Linked DNA regions of Mus musculus: region 2 is linked to region 1. The links are chromatin loops, found by intact Hi-C in ENCODE. Cell type or tissue: gastrocnemius. All regions are shown on one strand. Each heading gives the region's core, and the rest is flanking DNA. Links, peaks and the distances in the headings are about the cores only.

What was found. Peaks named below come from ENCODE experiments on the same cell type or tissue, not always from the same donor. Only the 100,000 strongest peaks of a DNase experiment are listed, where the experiment ranks them.
Region 2: a loop joins it to region 1, with 1.9 times the contacts of the local background. A loop is called at or near these places in 15 of 42 quality-filtered maps.

Annotation. Positions count from the first base shown.
Region 1 is chr11:98,706,082-98,716,022 of GRCm38, reverse strand. Med24 (mediator complex subunit 24) reads left to right here. Exons shown (of 26, transcript NM_011869.3): 9 at 268-381; 10 at 895-942; 11 at 1,539-1,621; 12 at 1,904-1,990; 13 at 2,764-2,869; 14 at 3,348-3,490; 15 at 4,723-4,760; 16 at 5,168-5,250; 17 at 5,570-5,748; 18 at 5,861-5,960; 19 at 6,266-6,441; 20 at 8,222-8,486; 21 at 8,724-8,905; 22 at 9,107-9,197; 1 more. LOC115487912 (a small nucleolar RNA gene) reads left to right here and starts at 4,934; the gene lies at 4,934-5,037. In gastrocnemius, for the core only: CTCF peaks have their summits at 3,829 (motif pointing left) and 5,417 (motif pointing right); DNase peaks (open chromatin) are centred at 5,162, 5,436, 6,381, 7,883 and 1 more place; H3K4me3 peaks cover 2,251 bases; H3K27ac peaks cover 4,165 bases.
Region 2 is chr11:98,758,473-98,768,413 of GRCm38, reverse strand. Thra (thyroid hormone receptor alpha) reads right to left here. Exons shown (of 10, transcript NM_001313983.1): 5 at 7,391-7,538; 6 at 6,488-6,693; 7 at 5,347-5,493; 8 at 4,627-4,885; 9 at 4,009-4,136; 10 at 1-257. It overlaps Nr1d1 (nuclear receptor subfamily 1, group D, member 1), which reads left to right. Exons shown (of 8, transcript NM_145434.4): 8 at 1-482. The coding sequence ends at 194. Among named protein-coding and RNA genes, the nearest start is that of Nr1d1, 12 kb to the left of the region's middle. In gastrocnemius, for the core only: a CTCF peak has its summit at 5,557 (motif pointing right); DNase peaks (open chromatin) are centred at 2,337, 2,550, 2,933, 5,545 and 2 more places; H3K4me3 peaks cover 777 bases; H3K27ac peaks cover 5,206 bases.

The DNA of each region.
Region 1 (9,941 bases), core at 1,312-9,311:
AGCCTTGGCTGTCCTAGAACTCACTTTGTAGACCAGGGTGGCCTCAAACTCAGAGATCCACCTGCCTCTGCCTCCCAAGTGCTGGGATTAAAGGCGTGAGCTCTTCTTGATTCCCTGGTGGACCACAGATGCCAGTCTCACACAGTTTTTGCCATCTGACCTCCAGATCTTGGTTCTGAGCTGGAACCCTGCTGTGTAGTCACAGCCTGGTTCTTGGAGCCTGTAGACGGGGAGGAGCCTCTTACATCACCCTTGGATTTCCTACAGCATATCCCCACACCTCTCTTTGTCCTGGAAATCTGGAAAGCTTGCTTTGTGGGACTCATTGAGTCCCCCGAGGGCACGCAGGAGCTGAAGTGGACAGCTTTCACCTACCTCAAGGTACCTGGTGACGTGGGAGCTGGGAGAACCAGTTGAGGGACAGCTCTCAGGAGAAGCAGCAGCGTGCTGGATCTTTGCCCTGTGTGTCCCCCTGCTGGCATTTAGTCTAGCCTCCTGAGTCTCTAGCACAGGCTCAGTTGGTCAGTGTCTCTGAGAGGCTTGGCTGCTTTAGCTACTTGGGGTTCTGCTGCTTGTTCAGCCCGTCCTTAGCCAGGTTAGTTCTGGTCACCTAAGAGAGCCAGGGACGGTGGCCCCAGATTCCCTCTGGACCTCGATTCCAATTTGCTGTTAGGATTTCCTTGTTGAGGCAGCAGAAGTGGGGGGCCCGTGTCCTATAGGCCAAGAGACATAGGGTGCTCAGGTACCCGTGTGTAGGCTTACAAATTATTCAGAGTACTGTCTGAGCCCCAAGAACCCTCCCACCTCAGTGCCCACAGCAGGGGATGCGCGGGCTTCTGGGATAAGTGAAAGAGAAAAAGGCCATTGATGTGCCTCTCTTCTCCCTCTGTCTAGATTCCACAGGTCTTGGTGAAGTTGAAGAAGTACTTTCATGGAGAGAAGGTGAGTTAGAGTCTGGTGTGAGGGCATGGAAACGGGAGGATGAGCAAGTGCGAGCGAGGGTCTCTCTCTCTCTCTCTCTCTCTCTTTCTCTCTCTCTTTCTCTCTCTCTCTCCCCTCTTTTTCTTTTTGTTTTTCTGAGACAGGGTTTCTCTGTATAGCCCTGGCTATCCTGGAACTCACCCTGTAGACCAGGCTGGCCTCGAACTCAGAAATCCGCCTGCCTCTGCCTCCCGAGTGCCGGGACTAAAGGCGTGTGCTAAGGGTGGGTCTTTTAGGCTGCAGCTGAGTGGTAGTGTGTTCTTGTGCCCAGAGGAAGCTGTGTGGACCCGTGAACCCCGGTGTATGTCCTTGCACGTGCAGTAGAGTAAAGATGGTGGCTTAGGCTGGCTCCCCTCCTCCCCAGCAGAACGATTGCCTGTGATGATCTGGCTAGTGTAATAACCACATAGAGAGTGCTATGCCTCCAACATCCCACGCCTCCTTACTGGGGGCTGGTGGTGGTCACAGCGGGCTTTCTCTCTTACTGAGCAAGGTGTCCTTGTAACGCTGCTCTTCCGGGTTGTGGGGCCCAGGTGGCAGCTTCTGGTCCTTTTTAGGATTTCACGGAGGATGTCAACTGTGCTTTTGAGTTCCTGCTGAAGCTCACCCCCTTGTTGGACAAAGCTGACCAGCGCTGCAAGTACGAGCCCCCCACCCCACCCCGCTCAGCCCATTTTACTGGAAAGTGTTCTGAGTCCTTCCCCGCTCACTGTTAGATGAGCCGCAGGGAACTCTGTCTTTCTGTTGGACTCTCCCTCTTGGCAGAGGTAGGAGGCAGGAGGCTCATAACTGCCAAGTACCCAGAGCCCTTCTTTCTGCCTTTGGGTGCTTGAGTTTTCTTCACCCTGAAGGAGGGAGGAGACCGGACAGGCACCCCGTGCGTGCCCCAGCTCACCTCAGTCCTCTGGCTTTTCCTTCATAGTTGCGACTGCACGAACTTCCTCCTCCAGGAGTGCAACAAGCAGGGGCTTCTGTCTGAGGTCAACTTTGCCAGCCTTGTGGGCAAACGGTATGTTGCGAGCCCCCTCGGGCCGCCTCCCTCTTGCCAGACTGGTTCCTGGTATCTTTCCCTTCTCTTTGAAGTCTGAGTTGCCAGTGGCTGATGCCTCCTGGGTCGGTCTAGGGAGCAGGACTGCATCAGACGGGAGTTTACCCTCCGCGGCGCTGCTCTTTGACTTGCCCTCCTTTGTGAGCAAAGGCCATAGAGAAAGTCTTCAGTCTTCCATTAGACCTAACTGAACTTTCAAAACGGGTACAACGATACTGACAAATTGAAACAATGGTAATACTGAGAACAGGTTAACTAACGTAAACTTCATTAACTCTCAAGAGTCTTTGTTCTTGTGCCACGCTAAGGGTTAAACCCAGTGTGCTGTGACGTGAGACAAGTGCTGCGGCTGAGCTACTGCCAGCTCCCAGTTGGCTATATGCTTCTGTCTCCTCTCCACCTTTGTTTCTAGAGTCGGATTAGAGAATTTTTTTTTTTCCTTAAAAACGCTGGCTAGCCTCAAATGCAGAGAGGTCTGCCTGCTTCTGCCACTCGAGTGGTTTAAGATTAAGGTGCAAGCTACTACACACGGTGGATTAGAGACTGTATCAAGATTTTTTTTCCTTAGCCAAGTATGAGCCAGGTAGCTTTGAGCTGTAATTCCAACCTTGAGAGGTTGAAACAGGAGAAGTACCTTGAGTTTAAGGTCGGCCTGAGCCACAGTATGAGACCTGCCTTCAAAAAGGAAAAAAATCCTCTTTGTTTCTGTTTTCTTCTCTGGGTGATGACCATAGCACGGCAGATCGGGACCCGCAGCTAAAATCATCAGAAAATGCTAACATCCAGCCGAATCCTGGCCTGATCCTGCGGGCAGAGCCCACGGTCACAAACATTCTCAAGGTGTGTGTGTGCACCCTGCCCGTGCCACTGTAAACTCCCATGCTTCTCTAGCTAAATGAACAGGGCCCACAGACCTCTCTGCTCTCTGGGGAGAGCTGCTTTGGGAGTGGAACAACCGGGGAGGTGAAGGAAGCAGCCACTGCTGAAAGCTGACATTGGTTGCTCTCCCGCTGTGCCCTAGGTGATGTGGCTGGGGCCTCTCCAGACACCACCCCATGAAGGCATAGAAGGGAAGCTCCCAGCCAAATCCTGTCCCCCACCACTGTATCCCACCACCGTATCCCACCCCACCACACCTGTGTAGTTGAGCACAAAGCTCACAGAGTAGGGAGAGATTTTGGCAGTGATCTTCCTGTTCGAGCAGGAAGTGGCAGATTATGTTTGAAGGTGCAGTGTGCCAATCAGCGGACACAGGCAGAGAGAAATGTGTTTAGGCTGTATCTGAGGGTGTCTTCACTGGACTCCCGCCTGTCCCCAGACAATGGATGCAGATCACTCCAAGTCCCCGGAGGGACTGCTAGGGGTCCTGGGACATATGCTGTCTGGGAAGAGCCTGGATTTGCTGCTGGCTGCTGCCGCCGCCACTGGGAAGCTTAAATCCTTCGCCCGGAAATTCATCAAGTGAGTAGAGCTATGCCCTGCTGTGCGATGGGAGGTCGTGTGAGGGTGGAGATGCCTGGATATGGGTTTCCCTTTGAGGTGTACAGACCAGGGCAGAACATCCTAACTAGAAACTGTGACAGACGTGTCACTCGACTGAGAGGTCTTCTCTCTCTCACTGAAGATGGAATAAAGCCGCTTGCAAAGATAATGAGGCCTGTGGCAGGGAGAGGCTGAGGTCTGGAGAGATGGCTCAGCATTTGAGGGCCCTGCTGCTCTCCAAAGGGCCTACTTGGCAGCTCACACTTGTCTGTAACTCCAGTCTCAGGGGCTCCAGTGCCCTCTTCTGGCCTCTGCAGGATCTTGTACACACATGAGATGCATAGCTAACACAGACATGCTTAATGCACATAAAAATAAAAGATAGGGGGCTGGTGAGATGGCTCAGTGGGTAAGAGCACCCGACTGCTCTTCCGAAGGTCCGAAGTTCAAATCCCAGCAACCACATGGTGGCTCACAACCACCCGTAATGAGATCTGATGCCCTCTTCTGGTGCATCTGAAGACAGCTACAGTGTACTTACATATAATAAATAAATAAATAAAATCTAAAAAAAAATAAATAAAAATAAAAGATAAATGAATTTTTAAAAATAAAGCATTGAATAATAGGCATGGAAAAGTTCTTTGGCCCAGTTATTTATTTACTTTTGACATGGGAGCTCTTGTAGCCTGCTCTATCTAGTTTATGGTCTTCGTTTTTTGTTTTATTTTTGTTTTTTCACTGTGTAACAACCCTGACTGTCCTGGAATTTACTTTGTAGACCAGGCTGGCATCAAACGCACAGATCTGCCTCACTCTGCCTCCTGAGTCTTGGGACTAAAGGCGTGTATGACCACGCAGCTAATAATGGGTTCTTAAATTCTGTAACTTTTGGGGGGCTACCTGCAATTTTGTGTGTAGAACATGGTTCCTTACAAATCTTTGGGTCTCACTGTGTAGTCCAAGCTGGCTTCTAATGCTCCGTGTGTTAGCCTCTTCAGTGTTGGGGTAGAGTGTGAGGCACCATGTCCTTTTAATACTAGTGATTTGTTTCTGTAATTATAATACTCATTTTATATTTAAGCTTATAGTTGAGGTTCTAGGGCCCACCCTCTGAATGTGTAGCCCCCTCCCAGGCCCTACCCCCTTCTCCTGTGACACTGCTCAGCCCTCGCTCTGGTTGATGCTACCTGTCTCTGTCCTTCCTACAGTCTGAATGAGTTCACGACCCACGGCAGTGGAGAGAGCAGTAAGTCTGTGTCTATCTGCAGGTCCTATCTGCCCTGAGGAGGGAAGGAAGGGAGGGGCTGCGTCTGCTCATTCTGGGGATGAGGGTAATCCTGGGAAGGGACTCTGCCAAAACCACCCTCTGCCCTTCTCCCAGCTGGACCAGTTTTGACTGGTTTGGGTTCTGGAAATTGTGGATTCCAAGGAAGGGATGATGTTCTTAATAAGACCCAAGAAAAGGATTCTGAGCCTCAGAGCTTTGAAGGAACCGCTTGCTCCCTGACCTTCCTTCAGGAAATCCTGAGCTGGGGTGTAGCCTCCACACTTGGCTACTGTGCATGAGGCCTTCAGTCCCTGGCACCTCCCAATCTATACAGGGCTTGGGGCTCCTGCCCCGGGCCGAGCTTGGCATCTTTCTCTTTCCCACAGCGAAAACAGCCTCGGTCCGAGCCTTGCTCTTTGACATTTCCTTCCTCATGCTATGCCATGTGGCCCAGACCTATGGCTCAGAGGTAAGTGATGAGTGCTGGTGACAGGAAGAGGCCCCAAGTGAGTGGGGCAAAGAGGAAGGAAACGCCAGTAACTCCCTTACTCACCCTTGCCCAGACTGATCTCCCAAGCCAGCCTGTTCTGTTGTCTTCCCATGTCAACAGGTCCTCTCGTGGCAAATTCATGCTGACCACTAGGTGGCAGCACCGCTCCCTGTCTGATTCCCCTGGACAGATTTAGAGTTGACTATGGAAAGGGAATGGCAATAGAGCCCAGTCCCTGGCTAGCTCTGGCAGGTGCCACGCCCTCTTCTCTCAGCTGGTGCCCCTCTGTCTTACCCAGGTGATCCTCTCGGAGTCGAGCTCAGGAGAAGAAGTCCCCTTCTTTGAGACTTGGATGCAGACCTGCATGCCCGAGGAGGGCAAGATTTTGAACCCTGACCATCCCTGCTTCCGCCCTGACTCCACCAAAGTCGAGTCCTTGGTGGCCCTGCTCAACAACTCTTCAGAGATGAAGCTAGTGTCAGTGGTTTAGGTCCTGACCTCGGGTGGTAGGGAGGGGCATTCCAAGGCCCTCCCCCCTAATCCCATCTCATGCTCCCTTGCCATGATGTTCTCCTAATCTTCTCTGTAGACAGATGAAGTGGCACGAGGCCTGCCTCAGCATTTCAGCAGCCATTTTGGAAATCCTCAACGCTTGGGAGAATGGGGTTCTGGCATTTGAGTCCATCCAGGTAGCTCTACCGTTCCTTGAGTCTCTCTGCCTGAGACACGGGGCTGGTCACTGAGAGCTTGTTATTTTGCATACAAACAAATCCTCAAGCTGGAGATCATGTTCTGGTGTTAGTCTTCTATAGTATCCTCCTCTTAGCCACTTCATCCTGTCCAGGTGTCTTTGAGAAAATCAAGTTTATGTTGCAAAGGTGTGAAATGTACCTTGGGATAGCACCTGTGACCCCCAGCTGCCCCCAGAGGCCGTGGGAGTCATGGCCAGGGAGAGGAAGAGAGTCCCCAAGTCATTCCCTTCTCCTCCCCACAGAAAATCACCGATAATATCAAGGGAAAGGTATGCAGTCTGGCGGTGTGTGCTGTGGCTTGGCTCGTGGCCCACGTCCGGATGCTGGGGCTGGATGAGCGTGAGAAGTCACTGCAGATGATCCGCCAGTTGGCAGGGCCACTGTACAGCGAGAACACCCTGCAGTTCTACAATGAGAGGTCAGTGCCCCGGCCTCGGCAGGTGTGCGGTCGGGAGTCGGCACCACCAGGAACAAACATCCCACCCCATGCTCTCGGCCTCCGCTTCCCAGGGAGCCGCTCAGCAACCACTTCCTCCTCCATCCAGGCTCCGACCAGCCCACCGTGCTTAGCTGCTGAGGCAGTGCACATTCAGGGTAGTTGGACTCTCGCTCCCTCCTTCGCCTTCCCCTACCACTCCCTCGCATTCTTAGTCACACATTCACTCAGCTGGCTCAGCAGATGTTTGGTGTGTGTCTCTGTATCGAGAGGGTTTTAATCCCTGTACTTGCCATGCGTGGGAAATACAGACCCCAGACAGCTTGACCTGTGTCCTCCAAGGCTGCAAGTTCCAGAAAACTAGCTGAGGCCAGAGAGCAAAGGGATTGTGTGACTGTGTCACTGTCGAGGAACTCTGAGGCATCTGCAGTTTTTATGGCTTCCCTCCCCCACCCCCAGCTGTCCTGGTGACCATTTCAAGTACTGGCTCTTCAGGGACTTCCGCTACACGGGGCTTGGTGGTGTCTGTTTATTCACCCAACTGATAAGTTGTTTGGCCGTTGGTTTTTAAATATGGCAAGAAACACAATAGGAAATTTACCATTTCAACCGTGTTTATGTATATCGTTCAGGATATGAAACGTGTTGGAATTGTGAAACAGACTTCCAGGCGTTTTTCATCTTGTGTATCTAAGCTTTTAGCCAATAAGCAACTGTCCACCTCCCCTTCTCAGTTCCTGGCAGCTACCACGCGACTCTCTGTCCTTCTGAGCGGCCACGCTAGATACTTCGTATAACTAGAATTACGTAATACCTGCTTTTTCATGACTGACGGACTTTACTCAGCATAATTTCCTCAAAATTCATTCATACTCTGGCATGTGACCGGATTTCCTTCCTTTTAAGGCTGAGTAACATGGCATATCCATGCCCCTCGGGGCTCCCAACCCACCCTCAAGGGGACTTGGAGAGTGGTGCCATGACTGTGGGGAGGAGGCTGGCTTACAGGATAGCTGAGGAGGGTGCTTTCTGGGGGACATGTGGAAACAGCTGAAGCAAAGCTGGGGGAGGCTCTGTAAGATCATATTTGGGCTCCCCTGCCTGTGGGACATCATCCAAATCAGGCGCATACGTGCGCACGCGCATACACACACACACACACACACACATGGCCACAGTGGGGATCCTAGCTCCCTTGTGAAGGTAGAGGAGGGGCTATGCAAGTCAAGGCTGCCTTCCCTGCCCTCCTGACATCCCAGCACTCGGTACTTAGACCCCAGCTGTGGTCACAGCCCCAGATGTTCCCAAGAGGGTTCCAGGCTATACACACTTTGCCCAGCTACCCGGGGCCGGGAAGTGTCTTGCGGGGCGGTCTAAAGGCCTCTCCTGGAAGTTACAGTGTACTTTGGGCGGAGGCCAGGGCTGGGTTAGACCCTCCTCCCCCCAGTACTCAGCTTAAGTGGAAGTGATTGTGTTTTACTTATGACCCTGATTTGGCAGAGCTCGGGCCTGGGGGATGGGAAAAGTTGGCGGAGGAGAGGGAGAAACAGAATAGAGTCTGAATAGATTGATGGAACCTGTAAGAGAAGAAATCTCTGGCCTGTGCCTCTCCTAGGCATCTTGCCCGGCCAGTAAGCTCTTCATCGGTAGTGGGTTGTATTGTTGTGTCTCCCCCAGCGTGCGGTGGGTCTCATTCCTCAGCCGTGTTTCCGTAACCCAATCCCAGGGGTAATGCCTGCATGTACCCTCCCTGCTCCCCTAGGGTGGTGATTATGAACTCAATCTTGGAACACATGTGTGCGGACGTGCTCCAGCAGACAGCCACGCAGATCAAGTTTCCATCCACAGGCGTGGACACGATGCCCTACTGGAACCTGCTTCCTCCCAAGCGCCCCATCAAGGAGGTCCTGACAGACATCTTTGCCAAGGTACTGGAGAAGGGCTGGGTGGACAGCCGCTCCATCCACATCCTTGACACCCTGCTGCATATGGGCGGCGTCTACTGGTTCTGCAACAACCTGATTAAGGTACTTGGGCTGGGTGCATGTGGACAGCCATGTGGATGGGGTGGTAGACATGGTTGGCTGGGATAGGCCAGGCTTCTCTGAGAGGTTGCTAGAAACTGGGTGGTCTCCTGAGGAGACAGAGGTAGGACCTCACCTCAGAGAAGCACCTTGGGGGTTGGGGCCAAAAGCACCTTTGGCTGGAGGGGTGGCTAGGGTCTGAGCCAGCAGCCCCTCAGTAGCCACTTGCCTGCCTCTCAGGAGCTGCTGAAGGAGACTCGCAAGGAGCACACGTTAAGGGCGGTCCAGCTTCTCTACTCCATCTTCTGTCTGGACATGCAGCAAGTGACCCTGGTCCTGCTGGGTCACATCCTGCCCGGGCTGCTTACTGACTCTTCCAAGTGGCACAGCCTTATGGACCCTCCTGGCACTGCGCTGGCCAAGTAGGGTTCTCTCCAGAGCCTTCCTGGGGTCCCCCCTCGTGCCCCAAGCATCTAGCATCCAGATTCAGTCACGTCAGCCTTGGTGCCACCCAGGCAGCTGGGCTGTGGGTGGGAGTGAGGGGTTGAAGGGGCTTCTTCACCATGAGCGTGGAGCTTCTGGGCCCAGCTTAACTATGCCTTCCTCCTGGCTCCTTTTGCTAGACTGGCTGTGTGGTGTGCCCTGAGCTCTTACTCTTCCCACAAGGGACAGGCGTCCTCCCGCCAGAAGAAGAGACACAGAGAGGACATTGAGGTAGGCTGCTGCTGGCTTGGTCATATGTGCACGCAGCAAGCATTTTCTGATGGCTTAAAGTAGAGTTGCCTTGCCAGGCAGAGGTTGGGGCTAAGGTCAGCTGTGCTTGGCCTGTCTGATTGGTCAGGGTCTAGAGGAGAGACTTGAGTGGGCCCCTGAGTGTCCTTGATGGGGGAGGTCTTTTTCTGCTCACCGGGCAGAGATTGGGGTATGGGAGGGGTCACCACTGGTAGCGCTGGCCAAGGATTGTAGAGAGCTCACTTCTCCAGTCAGATCTGCCCTCCAGTCCTCTCCAGCTCCTGGAGACCTAGGCCGTCAGGCATGTGACAGTGACCCATGTCTCCCAGGACTATGTCAGCCTCTTCCCCGTGGAGGACATGCAGCCCTCGAAGCTGATGCGACTCCTGAGCTCCAGTGACGATGATGCCAACATCCTGTCAAGTCCCAGTGAGTGCTGGGGGTGTCCCGGGCCTGCCTAGGACTCACCCCTCCCTGACGAGCTGCCTTGGTTTCTGGCTGATGGCCGTCTGGCTGTCAGCAGAGCAGGAGCCTGCACCTCTCTGTCCCTAGTCGGGGCTCTGTCGCTTGCTAGTGGGGACAGGACCTGAAGCTGTCCTCCAAGGTCCCTCCAAACCCCTCAGGTGCTCCTCCCTTGTCACCACTGGAAGGGTGGCGAGGCACCCAGTGAGTTCCCAGCTTGTACTAGTGACTCACCCCCTCTCCCTTCCTTCCTAACCCAGAGAG
Region 2 (9,941 bases), core at 982-8,981, 53 kb before region 1:
CGGGAATGGAGAATTCCGCTTCGGTGGAGCAGCTCCAGGAGACGCTGCTGCGGGCTCTTCGGGCTCTGGTGCTGAAGAACCGGCCCTCGGAGACTTCCCGCTTCACCAAGCTGCTGCTCAAGCTGCCGGACCTGCGGACCCTGAACAACATGCATTCCGAGAAGCTGCTGTCCTTCCGGGTGGACGCCCAGTGACCCGCCCGGCCGGCCTTCTGCCGCTGCCCCCTTGTACAGAATCGAACTCTGCACTTCTCTCTCCTTTACGAGACGAAAAGGAAAAGCAAACCAGAATCTTATTTATATTGTTATAAAATATTCCAAGATGAGCCTCTGGCCCCCTGAGCCTTCTTGTAAATAACTCTTCCCCCACCCCCACCGCCATGCTCCCATCCTCCCCTATTTAAACCACTCTTGCTCTCTCCACCCTCCTCTGGCCCCTCGATTTGTTCTGTTCCTGTCTCAAATCCAATAGTTCACAGCTGAGCTGGCTTCTGTGATGTGTGCTCGTTTGGGGAATTGGGGTGGGGGTGGGGGACTACTGCCAAGGGGGTGTGGGGGGGGGGGAAGACACCTCTCCATCTGGTCAGCTTGTGGGGTGGGTACTCTGCCAGCAGATGGGAGAATATGGGGAAACAGCACGCAAGTCTAAGGGGGGGTGCCCAAGGGGGTTATTTTCATCATATATTTATTACATAAATATATAGTAAAATAGACGAGCAACAATTACCATAAAAATATCTTTCTTTAAAATCCTGACCCAAAACACAACGGGGTGAAAAATTCGCACATAACAGACATACTGATTGTCAACTGTGGGGCAGGAGGAGGAGCCCCTCAAGTCACCCCTGCCGGTCCCACCCATCTCTGGGGAAAGGACCTATCTCCTTCCCTGTTTCTAGCCACAACCCCTCCCCCCACCTCAGCACCAGCTTCTCATACATTCAGTAGCGCCTCTGGGTAGTGTCCCCCTCCTCCACCCAGGAGTTCCTAGGGCAGGAAGTAATTTCCCCCTTATGGATGGACGGACGGTGTCCATGTCACACGCCCTGCTCTCTCCCAGCCCACCGCCCGGGGAAGGGGTAGGGGCTCCTCCTCCCCCACCCTCCCCAAGTCTGAGCAGGGAGGAGGCTGGATGAGGTATGTGTGTTATAAGTGATGGGGGGGGGGGAATACTGAGATGGAGAGGCAGTGGTAGGGCAGGGTAGTGGTCATGGCTCTGGCACCCCCTTGTCCTGGCCTGGCCCCCCCAACCTTCTCCCAGCAACCCACCCCTCCCATCAATACTGCACCTGCTGCCCCACCCGGCCTGCCCTAGTGCCCCGGGCCAACATTGGGGGAAGGCATGCTAAGCACCCATGCCAAGGCCATCCCCCCATTAGCACCAATGGCCCCCAGGAGAGGGCCCTGTCCCCCACTTCCATGGCAGGGACTGGGACAGCTGCCTCTCTAGAGCAGGTGCGTGGCACTCCTGAGTCTCTCTGGCTCCTCCCACAACGTAGACTCACTCATCCACTCACACGAAGGAACACACACATACACTCCACATCACTGAGGGGGAGGGGAAGGGCTGAGGGGCAGGGGCTCACAGCTCATATGATTGGGGGGAGGGGGGAATTCCCAAGTGCCTATAAGAGGCCATGCCTATGGCTGAGAATGGGAATGGAGGGGAGTGGAGTCAGGGGAAGAAGGGAGACAGCAGGCAGGTCAGGAACTCCACTGAGTCCCCAGGTATGGGAGGGAAGTATGAGAGTATTATCCATGGGACTGGAGGAATACAGAAATCAGTACCCCGGGAGAGAGAGAAAAGAAGATAGAGATGAAGATAGCACAGGTGGCCCAGGGGCCCCAAGGAGTGGGGCAGGCACATGCACAGGTGACAGGAGATGCTCCTCCAGGCCCTCTGCCCAGTTGGAACACCTGAACAGTGGCAAAGGACACTGCCTGGGAACAGCAAAGCATTGCCTTCCACGTGTGTGTGTGTGTGTGTGTGTGTGTGTGTGTGTGTGTGTGTGTGTGTGTGTGTGTGTGTGTGTGTGTGTGTGTGTGTGTGTAGGGGCTGTGGCAGGCTGAGGGTCAGAGTGGGGTGGCAGGTTCCCCACTGCTTAAGACATTTTTGCCCCAATAGTGCAAAGCGCAGGAAGCCCTGGCACCCCTCCCCCGCCCCCTGCCCCATTCCCCATGGCTTCCGGGGGGCATCTATGTCCACCCATCCATCCCTGCCGACATGCAGCCCTGAGCCCAGGGCCACTGGTCTGCTCTGTTCCTCCTCCTCCTCCCTTCCCTTCCACTCTGGGAGGGCCACCTCCTCCCTCCCTCTCTCTCTTTCTCTCTCTCTCTGCAGAGGAGTGGGCTGTTAGCCAAAGGGAGGAGGAGGAGGAGGAGGAGGAGGAGGAGGCAGCTCACCCAAGTGCAGACCAACAGAGCACTCCTCACCAAAGGGTGGGAGGTGGCTCAAGCCAAAGTCCCTGAATTAGAAAAGAAGAGGGGAGAGGGGTTCCCAGGGGCAGAGGGGTGGCTGGCCTAAAGAGCTTCAAAAAAAATGGGAGGAGAGCCAACTGTCTCCTCCCCTGGGCCCCAGCTAAGTGCCACTGATAGAAACACCCCCCACTGCATGCCAACCTGCCCTATGTCTGGCTAGCGCATCAGTGGGAGTCAGGAAGGAGAGCAAAGGGAGCCCCGAAGACAGACAGGAAACAAGAGTCCCACAGGGGTGGAGGTTCTGGGAGACACACATGTCCACCCCACCCCACCCCAACAGCAGCATCTGGATTGTAGCTAATACTGCAGGATATGAAGAGGGAAGGAGCCCGGGCCACAGTTTTTCCTGTGTGGGTGTCAAGGTATGGGGTGGGGGGACAGGAGGCCCCTGGGGCTGGGCACTTGAAAGGGGAGCTGTGTGGGCAACAGGGCAGGCTGGTGAGGGGCCAGCTGGCATCCAGCGTGAGAGGTAGATGGAACTCAGCGGGCACAAGTGGCAGAGAGCAGAAGTACTGGGGTGCGGTGCCAAAGGGGCACGAGGGTGGGGGGCAAGGCAAGGGGGTTGCCGGGACCCTGTTGTATCCTCTCACAGCTCTGGGCGGCAGCCCTACCTCTGTAGGTCTGCCTGGGGCATTTCTCTCTGGGGGTCGGAAGGGCAGCTCTCAAAGTGCATGGGGGTGGGAAGGGCAGGGTTAAGGGGGGGGGAATCCTTCCCCTTGGGCCAGCCTCAGCTAATAACTTAATATCATCTCTCGCTCTCTCGCTCTCTCTCTCTAACGCTCTCTTTTTTTGTCTTTTTGTTTTTGTTTTTTGTTTTTTTTTTCTGTCTAGTTTTTCTTCATTTATATTCTCCCCTTGCTTGGTTTCCAAAGTGCAGTTAGGATGACTACCATTTTTTTTTAGCCTCCAGGGGAGGAGCTAAGCCAAGCCAAGCCAAGCCAAGCTGTCCTTTGCACCCAGGACCCAGGTATTTGGGGAAGTAGAGACCTGTGGCCTGAAGGGAAATCTAGGCCAAGGAACTTGGCAGGGCTCTCTGTGTGTATAGGGGTGAGTAAGGGCACCTGCCCCTACTCCTCATTCCTCCTGACCCTACAGTCAAGATGGCATGTCCCTCTCAATTCTTCCTACTTCCCTTCCCCTACTTTTTTTAGAGGTTGGGGTCCCAGAGACTCTAGAACTTGGGTCCTAGCCTCCCATACTGCCTTTCATAGCAAGTTCATTTATGGCCCTGTCCAAGGGCTGGAGGGTCTGAGGGGGCTGGGCAGTGCAGGGGTGTATGGGAGCTGCATCTATCCAAGGATGGGAGGAAGGAGAGAAGAGATGGGGGTTCTCCCTCAGCCCCCAGCTCTGTCCCTTCTCTCCAGGCTCCTCCCCACCAGCTCCGCACACCCTCTGGCCGCCTGAGGCTTTAGACTTCCTGATCCTCAAAGACCTCCAGGAAGAGTGGGGGGAAGAGTTCGGTGGGGCACTCGACTTTCATGTGGAGGAAGCGGCTGGCGTGGCAGGCCCCGATCATGCGGAGGTCAGTCACCTTCATCAGCAGCTTGGGCCAGAAGTGCGGAATGTTGTGTTTGCGGTGGTTGACGTAGTGCTCAAACGCCAGCAGGTAGGCCTCCTGACTCTTCTCGATCTTGTCCACGCACAGCAGGCCGGAGCGGTCTGCAGGGAGCAAAGAGAGGCATGAGGCCCGAGGACAAGAGGGTCTAGGAAAGCCGCAGGAGAAAGCATGATGGGATACTGAGGCAGAGAGACTGGGAGGGATCAAGGGGAGAAAATAGCACTGAGGGACGAGGGTAGTAGCAGGAGGAGGTGGCTGGGGCTCAGGGAGGGACACTGAGGACCTGCGGCCATGAAGCAATCCATAAGGAAGATAGTGAAATCGAAAGACGGCAGAGAGGAGAGGGAGGCTGGAAACAGAAAACGAATGGGCAGAGAGAGGATTGGTAGTGAGAGGCAATAAGTAAGCCTGGAACCAAACAGGAGGGCAAAGAAAATAGAATAGAGCATAGGCTAGCAGGGCAGGGGATTGTAGGGGTCATAGAGAGTCAGCCTGGGAGGGAAGGGGTGAGACAGAACCTATGCAAAACTAAGGAGAGAGGCAAGCAAGAGCCCTGGGAACTTGTGGCACCTCTCAGCCACAGCAAGATACCTGTTGACATTAGCAGCACAGCCTGCAGCAGAGCCACTTCCGTGTCATCCAGGTTAAAGGCAGAGAGTGACTTGCCCAGTTCAAAGATGGCGTCAGAGACCACACCCAAGCCACCATTCTTGAGCTGTTCCCGCTTAACCGCCATCTCCCCACTCAGGGTCAGGGTGTCACTCTCAGGGTCGTAGCGGACAGCTGCCCGCAGGGACATGATCTCCATGCAGCAGCCCTTCAGGAGGATGATCTGGTCTTCGCAAGGCAGCTGTGGAACAGCAGGATCACAGAGCACTTCAGTGCATCCTCTCCACACCCCACAGTCTCCCCCACCCTGTGCTGGGCTGAGCCCGCCCCTCCTGCACTGTTGCACTTAAACCTCACAGCTATGTCTAAGGGTGTGGTCCCATCATTCTCCCAGTCTCCTTCAGAAACTGAAGTACAGAACACGTAGGTAACTTGGCCAAGGTCCCACAGCTAGTACAGCAGCCTGTTTCTAGTTAGTGCTAGGCAGAATGAAGAGATGAGTCATGCTGCCTGCAGATAGAATAGGAGTGTGTGTGTGTGTGTGTGTGTGTGTGTGCATACACGCATGTGCTGAATATCTATAGATCTATAAGAATCACTCCATGTCCAGAGAACATGAGAAGAATACCCAGTGAGGCTCTGTGACCTGGGAAGTGACCCGAGACTCTCTCTAACAAGTCTCTCCTTCCATCTGCCACTCACCTCGGAGAACATGGGCAGTTTTTTGGCAAAGTCCACCACGCGCGTGATGGCCGGGGTGATGATCTTGGTAAACTCGCTGAAGGCCTCTAGGTCTACCTTGTCTCCGTCCGGCATGGAGACAATAGGTGACTGGCCAATGTCATCCGGCTAGAGGGAGAGAGACGAGGGTCAGCTGGGGCTGCAGACCCCTTTCACCCGCTCACGGAGACTCCCTACCCACCAGGGGGAGCTCCAAGGCAGCTTGGGGGGGGGGAAAGTCCCAGCGGAGCCTGCTAGACAGCTCTGCCTCTGCCTCAAGGCTTCAACATTAGGGGAAGAGGATAGACCAGAGCCAGCATTTCAGACTTACTAATGCTGATAATGGTGTGGACAGTAGTTAATAAATTGCAATAAAAACACAGCCGTCATGCCTGAAAGCATGATACCAGGCTGTAGGCTGGTTGCCTGCTCTACATAGCTCCTTTTGGTTTTTTTTGTTTGTTTGTTTTTTCGAGACAGGGTTTCTCTGTATAGCCCTGGCTGTCCTGGAGCTCACTTTGTAGACCAGGCTGGCCTCAAACTCAGAAATCGCCTGCCTCTGCCTCCCGAGTGCTGGGATTAAAGGTGTGCACCACCACGCCCGGCTCTACATAGCTCCTTTTAATCCTTGCTGCAAATCTATATGGAAAACAGAATCACCAACACTTCTGGGTTCAGCATAGCTCAGTTGTATGGCCAGAGTCACACAACGAGTCCTTTGCAAACACATCTGCTTGGTGTTGGGTAACTTAGTGCATTTTCCATCCCTTAGCATTCTCTACTAGGGAACCAGGCCCCGTTGGCCCATCTCCTTCCAAACTGATCACCCACTTGGCAGTCGGTTCTGTGAGGGTTGAATACAACACCTGGACCCTGCAGGTGTCCCATAATACTGTTATGTGACTATGTCCTCAGTCCCTGTGGGTTAGCCCCGCCCTGGAATCTAGAGGATTGGACCCAGTTCTCATGGAGCACCCCATTAGATGGGACAGGCAGGCCCTAGAAAGCAAAGGCATGTGTACAAGTGTACAAACTCTAAACTGCCAACAGGGACAGAGTACCAGCTTTGGGCTGAACCAAACCAAGGTTTCCAAGGGAATTTTCAATGCGCATGCCTTCTTACCAGGAATTTTCGCCTCTGTTTCCAATGGCTGCCCTGGGCGTTAGTGCTGCGATGGGCCTCTGTAGCAACATGTATCAGGTCCCACTCTTCAGGAGTGGGCTCTGGTCGCTGCTGCAGTGAGCGAATCATCTCCTCCTTTCGCCTCCTCTCCCGGTTCTGCTCAATCAGCTTGCGTTTGGCCACCCGCTTCGAATCATCTAGAACCACTGTTTATGGAAAAAAAAAAAACCACTTTGCATGGCAAACCCCCTCCCAAGCTCAGAAATTACACACTCTAGTACAAATGTCAAGTGACTTCCCAAATCACTTAGCAATAGGGTGGCACAATACAAACCATGTTTAATCACTGGGACCAAGTCAACTCCAAGTAGGTTGGTCCAAGGAAAGACAGGTTCTGATTTGAGCTGTGGGGGACTTGCTAACCAACCTACAGTCGAGGAAAGAGCCCTTCCTCATTTGGATGTGCCTTCCCTGGGAAGCAGGAACCTTACTAGGCTCAGCGCACAGGAGTTTTTACTCAACAACTCCCTTTCTAAAGTCTTCAAACGGCAAGAAGCATCTAGACTACACAGGAGGGGCTGGAGAGATGGCTTAGCAGTTAAGAGCACCATCTGCTCTTCCAGAGGTTCTGAGTTCAATTCCCAGCAACCACATGGTGGCCCACAACCATCTGTAATGGGATCTGATGCCCTCTTCTGGTATACAGGTGTACATACAGATAGAGCACTTATATATATAAAATAAATTAAAAAAAAAAAAAAAAAAAAAGACTACACAGGACTTCTATTTCTTTTGGTGGTATGAGGGTACCAAATGGGATTTGGGATGAAGCCTAACCTGGACTGGCTACCCCTCGGCCGCTACCCCTCAGCCCAGCTCCACTGCCCCACGGGTGCCTCTTACAGTCCATGGCCATGCCCACAGCAATGCACTTCTTGAAGCGGCACAGCTGGCACTGATTCCGGGTGATCTTGTCGATGACACAGCAGCTGTCATACTTGCAGGAATAGGTGGGATGGAGATTCTTCTGGATTGTGCGGCGAAAGAAGCCCTAGGGTGGAGGCATCGGAAGCAGGGTGCATCAGTAAGGCTTCCTCTCCTGAGCCAACTACACAGGTGACTGAGGAGGGGAGGGGCAAGGGAAGTCAGTGTCACCTGGCATCCTCAGGTCACTGTGGGGCCAGAATTGCTGGACCCTGCCAGGCCAAAGAGACCCAAAGAACCCCATGTCCTTACCCTCAGGCTGCAGAGGGATGAGGGATGTCTATACTGGCAGAAGTAAGAACAGTGAGTGTGGTAGTCAGCACGGGGCCTGGCCTGGGCTGCCGTGGGATGCGGTGAGGCCTTAGAAGTCTACTCTAAAGAATTTGTTAAATGTATTATGCAGGGTAGTGGTGCCACAGGCCTTTAATCTCAGCACTCAGAAGGCAGTGGCAAGTGGATCTCTTATGAGCTCAAGGCCAGCCTGATCTACAAAGCAAGTTCCAGAACAGCCAAAACCAAAACCAAAACCAAACCAAAATAACAACAAAAGTAGTATATAGCCGGGCAGGGGTAGCACACGCCTTTCATCCCAGCACTTGAGAGGCAGAGGCAGGCTGATTTCTGAGTTTGAGGCCAGCCTGGTCTACAGAGTGAGTTCCAGGACAGCCAGGGCTATACAGAGAAACTCTGTCTCGGAAAACCAAAAAAAAAAAAGCATTATATATTTTTCAAGACAAAGAGCCTCACGAAGTCCAGGCTGCACTCAGACTCGCTATGTAGCCAAGTATGACCTTGAGCTTCTGACCTCTGGAGTGGCAGGATTGTAGACATGTGTTATCACAGCTGGTTTATGTGGTGCTGGGGATGGGACCCAGGCTTTGTGAACTCGAAGGAAACAGTCAACCATCAGCGCTACATCGCCAGCCCTAGAAAGTCCGGTTCATATCTTGGCCATCTTGCTTAATGACTCTACAGGCAATGCTGATCCCAAAAGCATTCTCATAGACACCATTTTGCCTATTACCCTTGCAAATGCAATTTATAAAATAGTATTCAAGAGAATGCAGAGTGGGAACATTCATTGCTTGTAAGCTTTCCTCCTCCTTCTTCTTCTTCTTCTTCTTCTTCTTCTTCTTCTTCTTCTTCTTCTTCTTCTTCTTCTTCTTCTTCTTTTTCTTCTTCTTCTTCTTCTTCATCTTTTCTTCTTCTTCTACTACTACTACTACTACTACTACTAACTACTACTACTACTAAATTGTTGCATTAGTCTTTGCTTTAAAGGAAGCACTTGAAGAATCAGGATGAGAGCAAGGTGAGTTCGAATACCTGCTGAACCTTACTTTGTGATGGGCATGTGGCACGTGCCTTTCATGTGTGTTAAATTTAATCTCCACGTCAAAACTGGGCTTTCTCTAGAAGACACTGAGATCTGAGAGTCCAGATCTAGGGTGAATTAAAGTTATTGTACCAAGATACAGAGTCCTGGACTTCATTCTAAATTTATAAAAGCAAGCTCTAGAAGTGGAGAGGGGCACCTCTGTCTTTGGGGCATGTTCCCTTGTGACCTAGCTGTCTGTCCTTGAAGCCGAGGGTTCTTGTTCTTGGCTATGTTGCTACTATCATTTCTAGGAACATGGCTATGAAACTTGGGATCTCGACTGGTTTTTGGTCTGGCTGACATTAAGAGAAACTTCAAGCTTCTGCATTGTGTGTGTGTATGCCTTTGTGTGTTAGTCCGAGAGAGGTTTTTTGGTTTGGGTTTGGTTTTGGTTTTTTGAGACAGGGTTTTTTCCTGTGTAGCCTTGGCTGTCCTGGAACTCACTCTGTAGACCAGGCTAGCCCCAAACTCAGAGATCTGCCTGCCTCTGCCTCTTGAGTGCTGGAATTAAAAGTGTGTGCCACGGGGCTGGAGAGATGGCTCAGTGGTTAAGAGCACTGATTACTCTTCCAGAGGTCCTGAGTTCAATTCCCAGCAACCACATGGTGGCTCACAACCATCTGTAATGGAATCTGACGCCCTCTTCTGGTGTGTCTGAAGACAGCTACAATGTACTCATATAAATAAAACTTAAAAAAAAAAAAGTGTGTGCCACCACTGCTGGACTTGAGAGATGGTCTTATGTAGCCCAGGCATAGGTTTAGGATGGCCTTGAACTTCTAATCCTTCTGCTTCCATCTTCTGAATATGGGGCTATAGGCATGTGCCACCATGCCTGGTCTCACTTTTAAATGATCTCCTTCTGGAAAGACCTGTACCTGCAGGAGGTGGTGGTCCCAGAAAAGCCATACAGGTTGAAACAGGTTGTATCTAATAGGCTTTTCCAAGTCTGTGGCCTTTGATCCTCTGCTAAAAAGAACCTTTGGCAATCTTCTCCTCTATGTCCCCATCATGACCCTTCAGCACAGGTCCTAGTTTTTTCCGGATACATTGGGAGCTCCTGGGACTCCTGTTAAAAGCAGAGTCCTGGGC